Regions from separate parts of the Homo sapiens genome. Here region 2 is linked to region 1. Evidence: chromatin loops called from intact Hi-C (ENCODE). Cell type or tissue: CD4-positive, alpha-beta T cell. All regions are shown on one strand. Links, peaks and the distances in the headings refer to the core of each region. The heading gives the core; the rest is flanking DNA.

Evidence for each region. A loop is a pair of places that touch in the nucleus more often than their neighbours do. Peaks named below come from ENCODE experiments on the same cell type or tissue, not always from the same donor. Only the 100,000 strongest peaks of a DNase experiment are listed, where the experiment ranks them.
Region 2: a loop joins it to region 1, with 7 times the contacts of the local background. A loop is called at or near these places in 3 of 110 quality-filtered maps.

What each region holds. Positions count from the first base shown.
Region 1 is chr22:29,415,746-29,426,715 of GRCh38, forward strand. It overlaps a transcript of RFPL1 not described here. Among named protein-coding and RNA genes, the nearest start is that of RFPL1, 17 kb to the right of the region's middle. In CD4-positive, alpha-beta T cell, for the core only: no CTCF peak of the experiment used is centred there; no DNase peak of the experiment used is centred there.
Region 2 is chr22:29,366,345-29,375,457 of GRCh38, forward strand. AP1B1 (adaptor related protein complex 1 subunit beta 1) reads right to left here. Exons shown (of 23, transcript NM_001127.4): 2 at 863-926. The coding sequence starts at 899. Among named protein-coding and RNA genes, the nearest start is that of AP1B1, 18 kb to the right of the region's middle. In CD4-positive, alpha-beta T cell, for the core only: no CTCF peak of the experiment used is centred there; a DNase peak (open chromatin) is centred at 3,247.

The sequences.
Region 1 (10,970 bases), core at 2,971-10,970:
ACAACTCTAAGGGGTCCAGGTGACAGGGTCGTGATAGACTGAGCAAGCATGGGGTACGTGACTAGGTGGGGGTAAGCAAGGCAAGTATTTCTCCACACCATTGTCTGTGATCTATAGATAGCACAAGCGATTAGGGTGGGGGTTAATCTTCAGCCTACAGGCTAAAGCAACACCAGAGAGGATGGAAGTGAGACCCCTGGAGTTGTGGTTGTGGTCAGATTGGACCTTCCCGTGGCTGCTGAGACCCTGGGGCATTGGAGACACCTGAGGATGCCTCCCTGCTCTTACTTTGTGGTCACCAAGAGATTGGGGTTACCACAACCCTATAATGTAGAGAATCCCTGTCCCCTTCCATGCCACTTCATTCTTTAGGGAAGCAAACGCCCTCCCAGGAGCTCATTCCCATTCCTGGGCCACAGTCAAAGGGAAAACCTGATCCAGACATGAATTTCCTTGGGCCTCTGCATTTCCAGACATCCTGTCATTGCATGCATGGGGCTGACTGTCTCATCTCAGCTTCAGAAGGGCAGGCAGAGTTGTGGACACCCTGCTGAGCAAATGCCCACCGGAGTCAGGGGTTCAGCTTTCCTGCATCACTGCTGCAGGTGGGGGCTGGGGAGGGGGGCATAGGGGGTCCTAGGGAGTAGTTTTTGTATGAGCCTGTGTCACAGCACTTGATGTTTAGCAGAGAGACCCAGCTGACCGTCCTAAAGAAAGATGCAACTGAAACTCACTTCCCAGGGCCTTTATAACTGAATGAGACAACATACTTAGGTATCTGGTCCTTGATATCTGGGAGATGCTGAGTAAATGAAAATGATCCTTTCTCCCTCTCTGATACTTAATGTGGCCCCTTACTTTGGGCTGCTGGTTCTGGAGGGTCGCAGGGAAGCAGGATGGCTCACGCTGCTTTCTCCACAAGCTCTGGCACCCAGTAAGAACCAGCACAGCATGCATGGAGCACACACCATACACCAAGCTTGGTGCTAAGAGCTTTACATGCTTGATCTCATTTAACTGCCCTTAGAAGTCAGGGGATGATCCCCATTTCAGAGAATACTGAGGTTCATAAATGTCAAATAACCTGCCTGGAGGAGCCAGGTCTGAGAACAAGGTCCATGCTCATGACCACTGGGTGGAACCCTTCTCAACATGGTACCCGTGGTCCCAGAGTCACAGGCCTTCTCAAGATGTGAAATTTGGTTAGAGATCAATTTTCTATCTCTGGAATCATCATATCCCCTCTCAATTCTTATGTATTTACAGTCAAGGACGTGTCAACATAGAGACTTAGGAGGACAAAGTGAACTTCCTGATCCCCAACAGGCAGATCCCCAAAAGCCAAAATGTATGTGTCACCTTGGAAGATGACGCACCAGGAAGAATGGGGAGGAGGGAGGAGGAAAAACTGCTGATGAGGCCGACTCGCTCTTTGGGGCTTATCATATCAGCAAAGCCAGCTCTTTTGAGATGGAAGAACAAAGATGTTTCTCCTCTGTGAGGAGGTGACAGTGGTGTTCTGGGTGAAGGAGAGCAGCTTTGTCCTGGAAGGAATCTGACTTGGAAGGAGGCCCAGTTGTCCAGCAGGTACCTGTTCCCTTTCTGCTCTGGCTTCCAAAGGGCTCTCTGCAGAGCCCCTTCCCGGAGCTGCTGGCAGGAGGTCCTTTGCTTGGGGGGTGATCCATGGGGACGTCTGGAGCAGTGGGAGCCTATCTTGGGACCTGGATGGGAGCTGCTCCACCTCAGCACCCAGGTTATGAGGCACAGGGCTGGGCACCACGAGGGCATGGGTGAAAGTGGCCTGGATTTGGATTTCAGAAGAACTGGGCTTGAGTCCTAGTTCTGCCATAAACCATGTGACTCTTAGGCAGTCACTTTATGTTTTTATTTCTTTGGCAGTAAAACTGTCATTACCTACAATATGGGAATTGTAAGGAACTACTGAGAAAACAAATCTCAAAATGTTCTGTGCAGACTCTCAAATACTGTGCAAATATCAAGCTGTTTTAAAATCCAGTCTCTGCCTTTGAGATTTTACAATCTGGTGAGCAGGTAAACACAAGTACACATAACAAGAGAACAGTCTCCATTTAGTGCTGGGTGATGGGAACAGAGGCAAATGCTTTGAGTTTGGGGTAGTGAGCTGGGGTGATGAGGGAAGGCAGGAATGCGGGGAAGGCAGACCTTGAATGGTTTTTTTTTTTTTTTTTTTGAGAGGGAGTCTCGCTCTGTCATCCAGGCTGGAGTGCAGGCTCAGCTCACTGCAGCCTCTGCCTCCTGGGTTCCAGCAATTCTCTGTCTCAGCCTCCTGAGCAGCTGAAATTACATGTGCCCGCCACCATACCCAGCTAATTTTTGTATTTTTAGTAGAGATGGGGTTTCACCATCTTGGCCAGGTGGTCTTGAACTCCTGACCTTGTGATCCACCCTCCTCGGCCTCCCAAAGTGCTAGGATTACAGGTGTGAGCCACCGCACCCAGCCTCGAATGGGTTTTCAAAGATGGGAAGACAAGCTGGGTCACTGGGCGCTCCCACAGGGGAAGCATGAGCCAAGGTGCGGCAGCCGCTCTACACACGACCTGCTTTAGCTATCGGGTGCGATAGAGGCTGCACACCGGTGACAAATTAGAGAAATCCAATCTGCACATGTATTTTACTTGCACCACACAGTGTTTGTTTAATATCATCTGGCCACTTAAGACAGGGAGATTTAAAATGAAAAATCCAGATTTCCCATTCTTCTTCGTCTTCTTTTTTTTTTTTTTTTTTTTTGAGACTGAGTCTCGCTCTGTCACCTGGGCTGGACTGCAGTGGCACAATCTCAGCTGAATGCACCCTCTGTCTCCCAGGTTCAAGCAATTCTCCTGCCTCAGCCTCCCGAGTAGCTGAGATTACAGGCATGTGCCACCATGCCCGGCTAATTTTTGTATTTTTAGTAGAGACAGGATATCACCACATTGGCCAGGCTGGTGTCGAACTCCTGACCTCGAGATCCGCCCACCTGGGCCTCCCCAAGTGCTAGGATTACAGGTGTGAGCCACTGCGCCTGGCCCAGATTTCCCATTCTTTTTAAAAACCAGAAGACCTGGCCACACTGGGTCCTCTTCCCCAGCCAGTACTGATCCTCTGGAGTTTCTGAGAGGGTTCATGCCACACCCACTCCATCACCTGCTGCCTTTCCCACCTACTCCAGTTAACTCACTCCATCACCACCTGACCTGTCAGTGTCTGGGCTCGTGATTCCTGTGTAAACAAAACCTTCTATTGGGAAGAAAGTTTTATGAAGGGAGCTGTATGAGGGGAGACATGGGTCCCTAGACACCCTAAAGGAGAGACTGAAGTGGACCCAAGCTATAAACCCTCCCCTGTCAGCCAGCTTCCAGCTGCCACCAGGCCTACTCCTACACACCTGACATCTTTGCCCACGGTCATCGATGCAATCACTTTCTTCACTGCCTCCTTCTTCTTCTCCTTCTTGTCACTGTTGAGCTCTGCCTTCAGCTCGAAGATCTCCCCTAAGGAAAGGAGGCAAGCATGAGTGATCCCTCCCTACCCTGGCAGGGGACAATTCCCAGTATCTAACTTCCAAAAGAACCGGAGGGAGGCACGTAAGACATCCTATGCTGTTGGCTGAGGGAAGCTTCAGGCGCCTGGCCTCAGGTGGGCCAGGCAACAGTGAGGGATGACTGTTAGGACAGGAATTAACAAGATGGAAACTTGTAGGCCGGGTGCAGTCGCTCACACCTGTAATCCCAGCACTTTAAGAGGCTGAGGATCAGCTGGGCACGGTGGCTCATGTCTGTAATCCCAGCGCTTTGGGAGGTCGAGGGAGGCAGATCACGAGGCCAGGAGATCAAGACCATCCTGGCCAACGTAGTGAAACCTCGTTTCTAATAAAATACAAAAAATCAGCGCGATTTTTTGGTGCAAGCCTGTAATCCCAGCTACTCGGGAGGCTGAGGCTGGAGGATTGTTTGAGGCCAGAGGTCGAGGCTGCCATGAGCCATGACACCACTACACTCCAGCCTGGGTGACACAAAGTGAGATCCTCTCTCCAAAAAAAAAAAAAAAGAAAAGAAAAAAAAAGAAACTTAGAGGCCACTCTGGATTGAAGCAACAGGAACCATGGAAGCTACAAAGGTTCTGAGGAAGACAAAAGCATCAAAAACATGATGGCAGGCTCTGCTCAGCCAGGGAGCTAAAAACCCAGTGGAAGGCAAAGCTGTCCTCAGCTACCCTCACTCAACAAAAGACCCTTAAAAGGCTCAGTGCAATAGAACCTGAGTACTTAAGGCTTGCGGGGTGAGAGCAGGATTTGTGGATTCCCACATGGAGGCCTTTCCTGTTTTCCTCAAACCTCTAAGACAGCTTGCTCAGGATTTCACTTCCTGAGACACAAGTGGTTGCTCAGCTCTGAAAATGGGAATTCAGCTGCTCCATGAGAGCTCAAGCATGAAATCAATTGTTCTGAAGAACTTCATGATGTGAGAAAAACAAATGAGGAAGTAGGGTTGTCTGGTCCTGCCATGGACAGATAGTCAGGACCCTGATAACAGGTTAGGAGGGCAGATGTCATTTCCTGACCCCTTCTCTCTCTTTTTTTGAGATGGAGTCTCGCTCTGTCACCCAGGCTGGAGTGCAGTGGCCCCATCTCAGCTCACTGCAACTTCTGCCTCCCGGGTTCCAGCAATTCTCCTGCCTCAGCATACCGGGTAGCAGGGACTACAGGCACGTGCCGTCATGCCTGGCTAATTTTTGTATTTTTAGTAGAGATGGGGTTTCACCATGTTGGCCAGGCTGGTCTTGAAATCCTGACTTCGTGGTCTGCCCTCCTCAGCCTCCCAAAGCCTTGGGATTACAGGCATGAGCCACTGCAGATGGTTTTTTGCTTTTTTTTTTTTTTTTTTTTTTTTGAGACGAAGTCTCACTCTGTCTCCCGGGCTGGAGTGCAACGGTGCGATCTCGGCTCACCACAACTTCCACATCCCGGGTTCAAGCAATTCTCCTGCCTCAACCTCCCAGATAGCTGGAACTACAGGCGGGCACCATCATACCCTCCTAATTTTTGTATTTTTAGTAGAGACGGGGTTTCACCACGTTGGCCTGGGTGGTCTTAAACTCCTGACCTCAGGTGATCCACCTGCCTTGGCCTCCCAAAGTGCTGGGATTACAGGCGTGATCCACCGTGCCCAGCCCCCCTGAGCCCTTCTCTAAGCCCAGTCCCATACTAACTTGTTCCCACACATTTTCTTATTTCATCCTCACAACTCTGCATTTCCCTCCATTTCGCAGTGAGCAAATGGAGGCTGTGAGAGGCTCAGTAACGTAAACCCAATGCCAGCAGGTGGTAGGACTGAAACTCAAAACCAGGTCTGCTAGCTCCAAAGCCCATGCTCTCAATCCCTATGCTTGGGCCTACCCAAGATACTCACTTTGCTTTCCTAAACCTGTTTCCTTGTCTCTTTGGCTGGAGCATTGAACCCAGGCATGTCTGTCCACACATCTCTCTTCCCAAAAGAAATCCACTAAAAAACCCCAACCCCAAAATAAAAAAATTAGCTCGGCATAGTGGCACGTGCCTGTAGTCCCAGCTACTTGGGAGAATTGCTTGAACCCAGGAGGCTGCAGTGAGCAGAGATCTTCCCATTGCACTCCAGCCTGGGTGACAGAGACTCTGTCTCAAAAAAAACAAACAAACAACAAAACCCACCCCTGGGACTCCAATACACTCAGCACTACGTTCACCCTGTGGCTCACTAAGCCCCACAAGACTGATCCCTGTGTACCTCTCCAATTGCTTTCTCTCTTTTTTCAATTAGTTGCCCAGGCTAGACTCGAACTCCTGGGCTCAAGCAAGTAATCCTCCCACCCAAGCCACCACCTGGGGCGCCACTGTGCCTGGCTCTAACCTCTTCTTGTATCACCCTCCTCGGTAGCTCATGCCCACTACCTTCCTTTCCCCAAATGTGTCACAGGCACAGCACTCACTCCTTCCCCTTCCTATCCCCCATCGATCTGGCCAGCTCCACCCAGAGCTCTCCCACAGTCCCCCCTGGACCCAGTACACTTCAGTGTGGTTACTACTCTACAGACTGTCTTCCCTGCTCAACCTTGAGCAACACCAGGTCAGAGGCTCTGTTTCTCTTCCACTGCACATGGTAGGTTCTCAGTAAAAACCAGCTAGACCAATACATGAAATGCCTGATAAGGGGCAGACTTCGGGTCCTGGATCAGCTGATCCAACAACAGACTCTTTTCATCTGGTCGGCAGGCATGTGTCAGTATCACTTGGAAGGAAGGAGGGAGGAAGGAAGGGCTGGCCAGAAAGATGCTTACAGGGTCAAAGCACATTTGTCAGCTACGACAACATCCTCCATTTCCTTAAAAGCAGAAACAACCAAAATATCCAACGATATAAGCCTAGCTTAGCAAATTTCAGTGTAGCTACTCAATAGACTCAATCCAAGGTGGGTGGATCACTTGAGGTCAGGAGTTTGAGACCAGCCTGGCCAACATGGTGAAACCCCATCTCTACTAAAAATACAAAAAACTGCCAGGTGCAGTGGCTCACACCTGTAATCCTAGCACTTTGGGAGGCTGAGGCTGGTGGATCACCTGAGGTTGGGAGTTTGAGACCAGCCTGACAAGTATGGAGAAACGCCATCTCTACCAAAAATACAAAATTAGCCAGGCATGGTGGTGCATGCCTGTAATCCCATGACTTGGGAGGCTGAGGCAGAAGAATCGCTCGAACCCAGGAGGCAGAGGTTGCAGTGAGCCAATATTGGTGCCATTGTACTCGTGCCTGGGCAACAAGAGCAAAACTCAGTCTCAAATAAATAAATAAATTAGCTGGGCATAGTGGCGGGCACATGTAATCCCAGCTATTCCAGAAACTGAGGCAGGAGAATCACTTGAACCTGGGAGGCAGAGGTTGCAGTGAGCCAAGATCGCGCCACTGCACTCCAGCTTGGGCGACAAGAGTGAAACTCCATCTCAAAAAAAAGAAAAACATGTGCCGTTGGATAAGGACACACAGGTACATGGACGGAAACACACACATACACACACACACACACACTCTCTCTCTGCTGTGGGGATGCTGATAGGATTGTGTGTCTTCTTTCCCCTGGAAACAAAAACATAATTATTTTAGCACTTGGAGCTAATGTTCTTCCCTTTCTGAGCTCTAAAAGGAGTGGTCAATTTCTTATATCATCAACAGTTCAATTTTCTAGATCTACCACAAGCTCTAGGTCATTCCTGCCACATGTTTCCAGGCCTTCATTCCCACCCCTACTCCCTACCGCCATAGGAGGAAAACAGAAGGGACAGGAAGAGAAAGCGTAGGACAAGGCCCATTATTAAACAAGTAATACCTTTCTTGGTCGTGGTGAAATATTTTGAGTCAGTCATTTTGGTCCCTTATCTGTAGCCAGGCTTCTGCAAGAGAGAGAAGAGAGGGGTGACTTTCAGTTATGCTCCATCCCATCTTCAGTTATGGTGCAGAGGGAGGAGGAGAAGGATCCAGAACACATGTGGTACAGGAAAACAGCTGCTTATCTATTTCCTGGAGAAACAAACTTTAGATCATGGCAGATTAGATTTTGAAAAGTAATTCTGAGGAATCTATCAACTTTTTTTTTTTTCTTCAGAGATGGGATCTCACCATGTTGCCCAGGCTGGTCTCAAACTCCTGGGCTCAGCCAATCCTCCTGCCTCGGCCTCCCAAAGTGCTGGGATTACAGGTGTGAGCCACCACACCTGATCCCATCAAATTTTTGAATGTGCCTCTTCTAGAAATCTTTCCCACAAAAATATCTGCACAAGGATGGACGGGCTTACAGCAGCCCCTTTGTGGGACCCACTTTGCTCAGCACTGTCCTAAATGCTTGGCACACATTAACTCATTAGAAGCCTCATCACAGCATCATCAAGGCACGATGTTACCCTATACAGTCAAATGAGATTAGAAAATACCAAGCTTAAAAGGCTAGGGAGACTTCTCCCCATGACTTCTCTAAGCTGCTAAAACAGTAACATGTATGATTCATCTGTGGAAAGGGCTAGAATCTATAGCAGTTCCCAAATCTACCTGGCCAAATTTCTTACAGGCTCTCTCAGGACATCTCCTAGAGCAAAGCTCACGGTGTAAAGTACTATTGTAAGACAATAAGGGCCAGGTGCTATAGCTCATGCCTGTAATCCCAGCCAAGGCACGTGGATCACCTGAGGTCAGGAGATCGAGACCAGATGAAACCCATCTCTACTAAAAATACAAAAAATTAGCTGGGCGTGGTGGTGCGTGCCTGTAATCCCAGTTACTCAGGAGGCTGAGGCGGAAAAATCACTGGAACCCGGGAGACGGAGGCTGCAGTGAGCCAAGATAGCACCACTGCACTTCAGCCTGGGAGACAGAATCCTGCTTTGTCTCAGAAAAAAAAAAGACCATAGGACAAAGAAAGTAGTGAAGCTCCGCCATTCATTCAACAAAAATTTACTGAGCATCTACTGTGTACCTCAATAGTTCTTCTGGGCAACAGATGAAAGAAAAGAAGTTACACAGGAACAAAGATACCCTGGATACATGGCCAAGGCTTCTAGGATGGTTCTAAGATTTATTAAGAATCTATCATTTACCGAGCCCCTATTAAAGGCAGGAGCTTCACCCACATTACCTCATTTAATCTTGTCAATAATATAACTGCTTTGAATCCCATTTTACAGAAAATGAGAAAAGGACTCAGGGATGTTGCATAATTTGCCCAAGGTCAAATGGCTTGTAAGTGGCTGGGCTGGGAGACCATCTCAGGTCTACCTGAGCTTAGTTCCTATGCTCTATCGATGAAGGAATTCTGCTTCCCGCTTCTGAAAAGGAGGACAATTCCTTGACAGTGGCTAAGGACAAAGTAAAAAAAAAAAAAAAAAAAAAAATTGAGGCTGGACGCAGTGGTGCACACCTGTAGTCCCATCTACTCGGGAGGCTGAATCACTTGAACCCAGGAGGCGGAGGTTGCAGTGAGCCAAGATTGAGCCACAGCACTCCAGCGTGGTGACAGAGCAAGACTCTGTCTCCCTGTCCCTCCCACCCCCCCCCCCGCAAAATTGAGACTTTCAAGTACAGCCTTCCAATCCTATCTGTAGTTTTTATATGTTATAGAAAACCACACAACTCCAGGCCAGGCGCGGTGGCTCACGCCTGTAATCCCAGCACTTTGGGAGGCCCAGGCGGGCGGATCACGAGGTCAGGAGATCGAGACCATCCTGGCTAACACAGTGAAACCCCGTCTCTACTAAAAATACAAAAAATTAGCCGGGCGTGGTGGCAGGCGCCTGTAGTCCCAGCTACTCGGGAGGCTGAGGCAGGAGAATGGCGTGGACCCGGGAGGTGGAGCTTGCAGTGAGCCGAGATTGCGCCACTGCACTCTAGCCTGGGCGACGGAGCGAGACTCCGTCTCAAAAAAAAAAAAAAAAAAGAAAACCACACAACTCCAAAAAATAAAATAGGCATTTGAATGGAGAACACCCACTTCACTTTGTCCCTTTTTTTGCATCTGTGGAAGTCACGCTGAACCTTGGTAAACCTTTCTGTTTAAGAAACGCCTTTGCAGGGAACACAGAAGCAGAGAGAAGCACTCAGTTCCAGCTTGGGGAGGCCGTGGGCTGCATCTTGACCATGGAAAGGTCCTGGGACCAACCCTTAGCTCCTCAGTTTCTGCCTTGCAAGGAAATTAAAAACCTATTAGGAAGATACCTGCAGATGGAGCAGGCCTAAAAACACAGCCACCGGTCAGAATTTCAAACCATATTGAATTCTCATAGAAATGAAATGCAAAAGCACAAAATGACAACAGCTCAAACTAGTGAAAAAAAATGCAGGACATTTGTGAAGCATTTGATGGGAAACATTCTTTTTTAATAGGAAATAATTATTGATATGGCTGGGTGTGGTGGCTCACGCCTGTAATCTCAGCACTTTGGGAGGCCGCGGTGGGTGGATCACCTGAGATGGTGGCAGGTGCCTGTAATCCCAGCTACTTGGGAGGCTGAGGCAGGAGAATTGCTTGAATCTGGGAGGTGAGGGTTGAGGTGATCTGAGATCATGCCACTGCACCCCATCCTGGGCCACAGAGCAAGACTTCATGTCAAAAAAAGAAAATTATTGATAATTTTTATTTAGGTTTGTTATGATGTATTTTTTGTCCATATTTTTAGAGACACGAATGGAATATATGGACTAATAGATAGGATATCTGCAATTTGTTTCAGACAACTGTGTAAAAGAAGTTATTTGAGGCCGGGTGCGGTGGCTTATGTCTGTAATCCCAGTACCTTGGGAGGCCAAGGCGGGCGGATCGCCTGAGGTCAGGAGTTTGAGAGCAGCCTGGCTAACATGGCCAAACCCCTTCTCCACTAAAAATACAAAAATTAGCCAGACGTGGTGGCAAGTGCCTGTAATCCCAGCTATTTGGGAGGCTGAGGCAGGAGAATCGCTTGAATCCGGGAGATGAGGGTTACGGAGATCTGAGATCATGCCACTGCACTCTAGCCTGGGCGACAGAGCAAAACTTCATGTCAAAAAAAAAAATTATTGATAATCTTTATTTAGGTTTGTAATGATGTATTTTTTGTCCATATTTTTAGAGACACGAATGGAATATATAGACTAATAGATATGATATCTGCAATTTGTTTCAGACAACCGTATAAAAGAAGTTATTTGAGGCTGGGTGCAGTGGCTCACACCTGTAATCTCAGTACTTTGGGAGGCCGAGGTGGGAGGATCGCCTGAGGTCAGGAGTTGAAGACCAGCCTGACCAATATGGTGAAACACTCTCTCTCCTAAAAATAGAAGAATTAGCTGGGCATGATGGGTGCCTGTAATCCCAACTACTCAGGAGGCTAAGGCAGGAGAATTGCTTCAACCCGGAGGCGGAGATTGCGGTGAGCAGAGATCGTGCCATTGCACT
Region 2 (9,113 bases), core at 1-8,000, 52 kb before region 1:
AATACATGCCTGACCGGCCGCGGTGGCTCACGCCTGTAATCCCAGCACTTTGGGAGGCTGAGGGGGCGGATCACCTGAGGTCAGGAGTTTCAGACCAGCCTGACCAACATGGAGAAACCCCGTCTCTACCAAAAATACAAAATTAGCCGGGCATGGTGGTGTAATCCCAGCTACTTGGGAGGCTGAGGCAGGAGTATCACTTAAACCTGGAAAGCGGAGGTTGTGGTGAGCTGAGATCAGCGCCATTGCACTCCAGCCTGGGCAACAAGAGCGAAACTCCGTCTCAAAAAAACAAGAAAGAAAAATTAGCTGGGCATAGCGGCGGGCGCATGTAATCCCAGCAATTCCGGAGGCTGAGGCAGGAGAATAACTTCAACTCGAGAGGCGGAGGTTGCAATGAGCCAAGATCGCACCACTGCACTCCAGCCTGGGTGACATGAGTGAAACTCCGTCTCAAAAAAAAAGAAAAACACGTGCCCTTGGATAAGGACACACACACACACACACACACACACACACACACACACACACACACACAACTGCTGTGGGGGTGTTGATAGGATTCTGTGTTTTCTTTCCCCTGGAAAAAAACATAATTATTTTAAGCCATGGGAAATAAAAGGGCACTTTTTTTCCCCACACTTGGAGCTAATGTTCTTCCCTTTCTGAGCTCTAAAAGGAGTGGTCAATTTCTTATATCATCAACAGTTCAATTTTCTAGATCTACCACAAGCTCTAGGCCATTCCTGCCACATGTTTCCAGGCCTTCATTCCCACCCCTACTCCCTACCGCCATAGGAGGAAAACAGAAGGGACAGGAAGAGAAAGCATAGGACAAGGCCCATTATTAAACAAGTAATACCTTTCTTGGTCGTGGTGAAATATTTTGAGTCAGTCATTTTGGTCCCTTATCTGTAGCCAGGCTTCTGCAAGAGAGAGAAGAGAGGGGTGACTTTCAGTTATGCTCCATCCCATCTTCAGTTATGGTGCAGAGGGAGGAGAAGGATCCAGAACACATGTGGTACAGGAAAACAGCTGCTTATCTATTTCCTGGAGAAACAAACTTTAGATCATGGCAGATTAGATTTTGAAAAGTAATTCTGAGGAATCTATCAACCTTTTTTTTTTTTTTTTCTTCAGAGATGGGATCTCACCATGTTGCCCAGGCTGGTCTCAAACTCCTGGGCTCAGCCAATCCTCCTGCCTCGGCCTCCCAAAGTGCTGGGATTACAGGTGTGAGCCACCACACCTGATCCCATCAAATTTTTGAATGTGCCTCTTCTAGAAATCTTTCCCACAAAAATATCTGCACAAGGATGGATGGGCTTACAGCAGCCCCTTTGTGGGACCCACTTTGCTCAGCACTGTCCTAAATGCTTGGCACACATTAACTCATTAGGAGCCTCATCACAGCATCATCAAGGCACGATATTACCCTATACAGTCAAATAAGATTAGAAAATACCAAGCTTAAAAGGCTAGGGAGACTTCTTCTCCCCACAACTTTTCTAAGCTGCTAAAATAGTAACATGCCTGATTCATCTCTGGAAAGGGCTAGAATCTGTACTCTACAGCAGTTCCCAAATCTACCTGGCCAGTTTTCTTAAAGGCTCTCTCAGGACATCTCCTAGCGCAAAGCTCACAGCGTGAAGTACTATTGTAGACAATAGGGGCTGGGCACCACAGCTCATGCCTGTAATCCCAGCACTTTGGGAGGCTGAGGCGGGTGGATCACCTGAGGTCAGGAGTTTGAAACCAGCCTGGCCAACATGGTAAAAACCATCTCTACTAAAAATACAAAAAATTAGCCAGGCGTGGTAGTGTGTGCCTGTAATCTCAGTTACTTGGGAGGGTGAGGCAGGAGAATCACTGGAACCCAAGAGACTGAGGCTGCAGTAAGCTGAGACCACACCACTGCACTCCAGCCTGGGAGACAGAGCAAGACTCTGTCTCAGAAAAAAAAAAGACAATAGGACAAAGAAAGTACTGAAGCTCTGCCATTCATTTAACAAAAATCATTTAACAAAAATTTACTGAGCATCTCCTATGTACCTCAGTAGTTCTTCTGGGCAACAGATGAAAGAAAAGAAGTTACACAGGAACCAAGATACCCTAGATACATTTATTAAGAATCTATCATTTACTGAGCCCCTATTAAAGGCAGGGGCTTCGCCCACATTATCTCACTTAATCTTGTCAATAATGTAACTGCTTTGAATCCCATTTTACAAATGATGAAACGGACTCAGCGATGTTACATGACGTGCCCAAGGTCAAATGGCTTGTAAGTGGCTGGGCTGGGAGACCATCTCAGGCCTACCTGAGCTTAGTTCCTATGCTCTATTGAAGGAATTCTGTTTCCCCCTTCTGACGAGGAGGACAGTTCCCTGATAGTGGCTAAAGGATTCAGTCAAAAAAAAAAAAAAAAATTGAGGCCGGACGCAGTGGTGCACACCTGTAGTCCCATCTACTTGGGAGGCTGAGTGGCACAAGAAGCACTTGAACCCAGGAGGCAGAAGTTGCAGTGAGCTGAGACTGTGCCACAGCACTCCAGTGTGGTGACAGAGCAAGACTCTGTCTCCCCGCCCCACCCCCGCAAAAAAAAAACACATTGAGACTTTCAAGTACAGCCTTCCAATCCTACCTGTAGTTTTATGTGGTATAGAAAACCACACAACTCCAAAAAACAGACATTTGAATGGAGAAAACCCACTTCACTTTATCTCTTTTGTTGCGTCTATGGAAGGGACTCAAACAAATAACCCACCAATATCTCCTTTCAAGTCATTACTATACGGGGGCAAGATGAAAGTTACTAGTGCAACGGATGTGAGGGATCAGGAGTCATTTCACAGCCTCTGGAAACCAAGCCAACACAGCACCTCCTCTCCAGCCCAATTGGATTTTTCCAAATTAAGCTTGTATTTATGGCAGGATGGCACTGAGCAAGCCTCCCAACCGAGAGACACCCATAGATTTTGTTTCAGTAATCACTGGGAAACAAATACGTACTGTCTTGGGGTCACCTTAAATCCTTTGTGGATCCTGAAGGAATAAAGGAATAAAGGCTTCACTGACAAAACAGTACAAAAAAAGGCACAATTCTACTTCCCTTTTGCTTTGCAAAGTTGAAAAGGAAGGATGGCACTTTTCTATGGGAGCTGCAGGAAAGAGCAGAAGAGCCCACTGCGTCTGATGTTGCAAGTCCCACAGTGGGGACTCTAAACTTGCTGGTCCTCCCAGCATGAGTCATGGCTGTAGACAGATCCACAAAGGAAGGCCCCGCATGCGCCAGGCTCACAGCTCCCGTTCGCCCTCCTCTTTCATGCCTGGCCCAGGCCCGGCACATAGCAAGTATTCAATTGATAGTTGTTGAAAGAAATGAAAAGGGGCCACTGAAAATCCCAGGGAGCCTCAGCCTGCTCTCTGGCAGCCCTGTTACGTAACTAGTTAGCATTTGTTTCCAACAGGAATTTACCGACATTAAAAACGATTTTTTTTTTTTTTTTTTTTTGCACACACATAAAGCCATTTTCTCAAAGAAACCTCACCAACCTAGGGGTTCTTTGGGGACCTCTGAAAATGGGCAGGTAAATCAGATAATGGGATTTCTGTCTTACAATAAAGATCTGCATGGTTCCAGAAGTCACAGACTTGAGAGTGTAACTGCCAAAAGTATCCAAAATAATAGGATAATATCATTTCTCAAGGTTGAGTGTAAGAGGGATAACTGAAGACAAAAGGGGCTAAAACTCACAGGCCACAAAGAAACACAGAAAGTAACACAGAAACCACTCCAACATTAAATCTAAAAAGAAACAAAAGTGGCCGGGCGTGGTGGCTCATGCCTGTAATCCTAGCACTTTGGGAGGCTGAGGTGGGCAGATTGCCTGAGCTCAGGAGTTTGAGACCAGCCTGGGCAACATAGTGAAACCCCGTCGCTACTAAAATACAAAAAATTAGCTGGGCGTGGTGGCATGTGCCTGTAGTCCCAGCTACTCGGGAGGCTGAGGCAAGAGAATTGCTTGAACTCAGGAGGTGGAGACTGCAGTGAGCTGAGATCGTGCCACTGCACTCCAGCCCGAGCGACAGAGTGAGACTCAGTCTCAAAAAAAAAAAAAAAAAGAAAGAAAGAAAGAAAGAAAAGTGAATAAAACAAACAAAATACCTTAGATAACTAATGTGAGAGCTGCTCGGAATTTCTTGCCTCTCCAGAAGAAAAAGCCGTCAGAGCCTGTCCCCTCCCCTGCAGGCCCAATACAACATCAGAGGGCCCTAAATTCCCAGGACGCAACCTGCTGGTGACAGATGGGTGCTGTATGCAACTGACCAAGAGGAGAAACGGGTGAGAAAGCCTTTCTTTCTGGGGATTTAAAAAAAAAGTGACAGAGCTGCAGGGTAGCTGGTCAAAGCACAGCTGCAGGGTAGCTGGTCAAAGCACAGCTGCAGATACCCCAACAGCGCTGAGCTTTCCGTGACAGTCTTCCTTTTACAGGTGCTAAGCAACTACTCACAAACTTAACTGCCACTCAGTGCACTGGTGCTGGCTGCAGCTTTTTTCCGCAGTATCTGTTTCACATATCCCTCTGCAGAGGGCCCAATGGGACTGATGATGCAGAAATGTATCCCTCTGAAGTTGTTTCATATGCAGGAAATTAAAGTAGAGAAGGGAGGAGATGCGGAGAAAAGTGAAACGCTTTAGAAAGCCACCCCAAAACACAGATAACAAAACAAAACAAAACACCTCACTTCACCATGAATGATTCCCTACCTACAGCTTAGTGATGTACTGAGGGCAGCTATCTCCTCGTGTCCTTTCTCCATTGTGAGCACCTAATGCTGGTACCTGGTCTTGCAGTTGCCTCTTGGATGGATATCAGTGCAAGAGATTTCTCATTCTCTCCGCAGGAATGGAAAAAACCCTACAGTTCAGTCCTAACGGGGCTCAGACTCATAGATGCCATGAGAAAGACTGGTGTTTTTCCTGGCACCTGCTTGGCTGTTATCATGCACTGTATCCCTACCCCATAGAGGCCAAAGGGGCTGAGACCTTGTTCTCTGATGAATCTGATCGGGTACACGAATCATATTTGAAAGCAGGCAGCGGCTGGGCGCGGTGGCTTATGCCTGTAATCCCAGCACTTTGGGAGGCTGAGGTGGGCAGATCACGAGGTCAGGAGATCGAGACCATCCTGGCTAACATGGTGAAACCCCATCTCTATGAAAAATAAAAAAAATTAGCCGGGTGTGGTGGCACGTGCCTGTAGTTCCAGTTACTCAGGAGGCTGAGGCAGGAGAAGCATGAACCCAGAGGCGGAGCTTGCAGTGAGCAGAGATCGCGCCACTGCACTCTAGCTTGGGCGACAGAGTGAGACTCCGTCTCAAAAAAAAAAAGCCAGCAAATTTAGGCAAGAAAAAGCTTAGGGTTTGGATTCCATCTTTGGAAGTGTCAGGGCAAATTTTTTAAAGTGGTTAATTACGGGGAATTTTTGATTCAGAAACTGCTCTGGCCAGTATAATGAGTCACTTTGCTAAGGAGACAGCATTCTGGGCTGGGATCCCCCCCTCAATTTCAGCATTTACAGGCCAAGAAATGCCTCAAGGGGATGGCATGGTCAAAATTAAAAGAGGGGCATACCTGGAACAACTGGTTTCACCCTTGAGGAGCCAGTGTGGCTGTCCTCTCTTAATCTTAATATTTCTCACACCCACATTTGAAAGATTATGACTTTGATGTCACATCCCAGAAACAGTTCTGGTTAACTTCATTTTTTAGAATTAAAGAAAGGGAACTGAGGCTGGGCATGGTGGCTCACGCCTGTAATCCGAGCAGTTTGGGAGGTCCAGGTGGGCAGATCACCTGAGGTCAGGAGTTCGAGACCAGCCTAGCCAACATGGTGAAACCCCATCTCTACTAAAAATACAAAAAATTAGCCGGGCATGCTGGCGGGTGCCTGTAGTCCCAGCTACTCGGGAGGCTGAGGTAGGGGAATCACTTGAACCCGGGAGGCAGAGGTTGCAGTGAGGTGAGATCGCAGCATTGCACTCCAGCCTGCGCAACAAGAACGAAACTGGGTCTCAAAAAAAAAAAAAAAAAGAAAAAAGAAAAGAAAAGGAACTGAGCAATAAAGCCTAAAATATAGTAGCTTTCTCTCTTATGTTTTCTAGATGTATAAAGAAGCCCTTGGTGAGACTTTTGGAAACAGTGTCCAGGGACAAAGATGTAACATGATCTAAGAGAGGGAAAAAGAGGTCCTAGGTCCTAAGGAAAAAAAAGGGAAGAAGAAAAAACATTTCCATCTAAAGACTTTGGTTTTTAGCTGCTGAAGTTAGGGTTAGGCTTAAAGGAAAAAAAGTTCTCAATATTTTTCAAATTTTGTCTTCATATATCTAAATATAATTTTAGGAACAAGAAATATAGACTATCTTTCTGTGTTTTAAGCTAATAAAATGAATTTATATCTATTTTTAAAACATAAGAAAATCACCTCCTTTGAGAATGAAAAAAATAAAAACATAAGAAAATGGGTACTAAGTATAGTATTTCAATTTTTCTCCAATGTCTCAAAATTGGTGACAACCTTTAAAAGGAAAGTATGCTGAACTGAGTCTACTTCATCTCCATAGTTCAATTTCCCTCTTTAAAATGGGGAGATCAAGCCGGGTGTTGTGGGTCACACCTGTGAATACCAGCACCTTGGGAGGCCAAGGCGGACAAATTGCTTGAGGCCAGGAGTTTGAGACTGGCTTGGGAAACATGGTGAAATCCTGTCTCTACCAAATTAGCATGGTGGTGCACACCTGTAGTCCCAGCTACTCAGGAGGCGGAGGTGGGAGGACTACTTGAGCCTGGGAGGCAGGAGGTTGCAGTGAGCCAACATCGCACTACTGCACTCCAGCCTGGGTGACAGAGTGAGACCGTGTCTCAAAAAAAGAAAAAAAGAGTGGGGGGTGGGGACTGCTGTACCTGCTCTTCTGTGTATTTCACATATTTCTTCTGACAAGGGCTAATGTGAGAATGAAAGCACGTTGACAAGAAAAAATGTAAACATCATAAATATCACAAGATTTCATGTGTACAAAGCTCTAAGAGGCAAACCTAAGCTACGGTGATAACAGTCAGGTCAGTGGATGCTTCTGGGTGGGAAGGACTGAAAGTGGGCATGAAGGGCCCCTGCAGTAAGGGAAATGATCTGCATCCTGATGCAGATACTGGACACACTGTACACTTAAGAGCCAAGCATGTCACTTGGTGTAAATTAAACAGACATTTTAAAAAATGTGCTGGGCGCAGAGGCCTGTAATCCCAGCACTTTCGGAGGCCAAGGCGGGTGGATCACCTGCGGCCAGGAGTTCGAGACTGGCCTGGCTAACATGGTGAAACCCGTCTCTAGTAAAAATACAAAAATTAGCTGGGCCTGGTAGTGGGCACCTGTAATCCCAGCTACATGGGAGGCTGAAGCACAAGAATCGCTTGAACCTAGGAGGCAGAGGTTGCAGCAAGCTGAGGTGGCACCACTGCACTCCAGCCTGGGCGACAGAGCAAGACTCGGTCTGAAAAAAAAAAAAAAGGCAAGGCACGGTGGCTCACACCTGTAATCCCAGCACTTTGGGAGGCTGAGGGGGGTGGATCACCTGAGGTCAGGAGTTCAAGACCAGCCTGGCCAACATGGCAAAACCCCATCTCTACTAAAAATACAAAAATTAGCTGGGCATGGTGGCGGTGCATGCCTGTAATCACAGCTACTTGGGAGGCTGAGGTGGGAGAATCGCTTGAACCCCAGAGGCAGAGGTTGCAGTAAGCCAAGATCGGCGCCACTGCACTCCAGCCTGGGCAACAGAGCAAGACTCTGTCTAAAAAAAAATTTTGTTTTTAAAAAAATAACAAAATAAAACTCAAATCTGGAGAAGAAAGGAAGAATGAAACATTGCATCCAGAGGAAAGTCTTTGGAGTGTGACATCAAATCTGGAAATCTTAAAAGAACCATGAATTCAATTCCATAAAAATTGAGTTTTCCTGCATGGCCAAAACAATAAAAAGCCAAAAGCCGTATGATAAACATACTCACTAACATTTGCATCACATTGCAGACAAGGCCTATTTTCCTATATAAAAAGTGACTACAAATAGGAGAATGGCAGAGGATGTGGACAGTTCACAGAAAGTGAATTAATATAATGGTTCAAGCTTATTTCTAAGAGACACAGAAACTGAAACTACGGTGAAATATAACCTGTCAGCTGCTGAACTGATAAAGAGCCAAGAGTCTAATAACACCCCATGTTGGAGCTGACATAGGTAAATAGGCGCCCTCATTTGAGGCTAGTGATAGTCTGAAACGCTACAACCTCTGAAGCAAATCGGTAACAGCCATTAAAATTGCAAAGGTCCTTACCCGTTGACCCAGTAATTCTGCTTCTAGGACTTTACATGTGGAAAACTACGTAGATACAAAATTATTCATGCAACATCCTTTCTAATAGCAAAATACTGTAAATGTCCATCCACAGGATTGTTTTAAAAAATGACAGCACAGTAGAGCTGGGCACATCTGTGGCTCCAGCTACTCAGGAGGCTGAGTGGTGAGGATAGTTTGAGCCCAGGAGTTTGAGGCCAGCCTGGGCAACACAGTAAGACCCCAACTCTATACATAAATAAAATGATAGCACAGCATATGGACATATGGAATACTATACAACCATGCAAAAGAATAGGCAGTTCTGGCCGGGCGCGGTGGCTCATGCCTGTGATCCCAGCACTTCGGGAGGCCGAGGCAGGTGGATCACAAGGTCAGGAGTTCGAGACCAGCCTGGCCAACATAGTGAAACCCCGTCTCTACTAAAAACACAAAAAAATTAGTCGGTGTGGTGGCACACGCCTGTAGTCCCAGCTACTCGGGAGGCTGAGGCAGGAGAATCGCTTGAACCTGGGAGGCAGAGGTTGTAGTGAGGTGAGACTGTGCCATTGCACTCCAGCCTGCGTGACAGAGTGAGATTCCATCACAAAAAAAAAAAAAAAAAAAAAAAAAAAGCATCTCAGATTTCCCCACAGACTTCCTCCCCTAATTTGGGATCTGTCCTGTTGAATGCTGTCAACCCAGTGACTGCCACG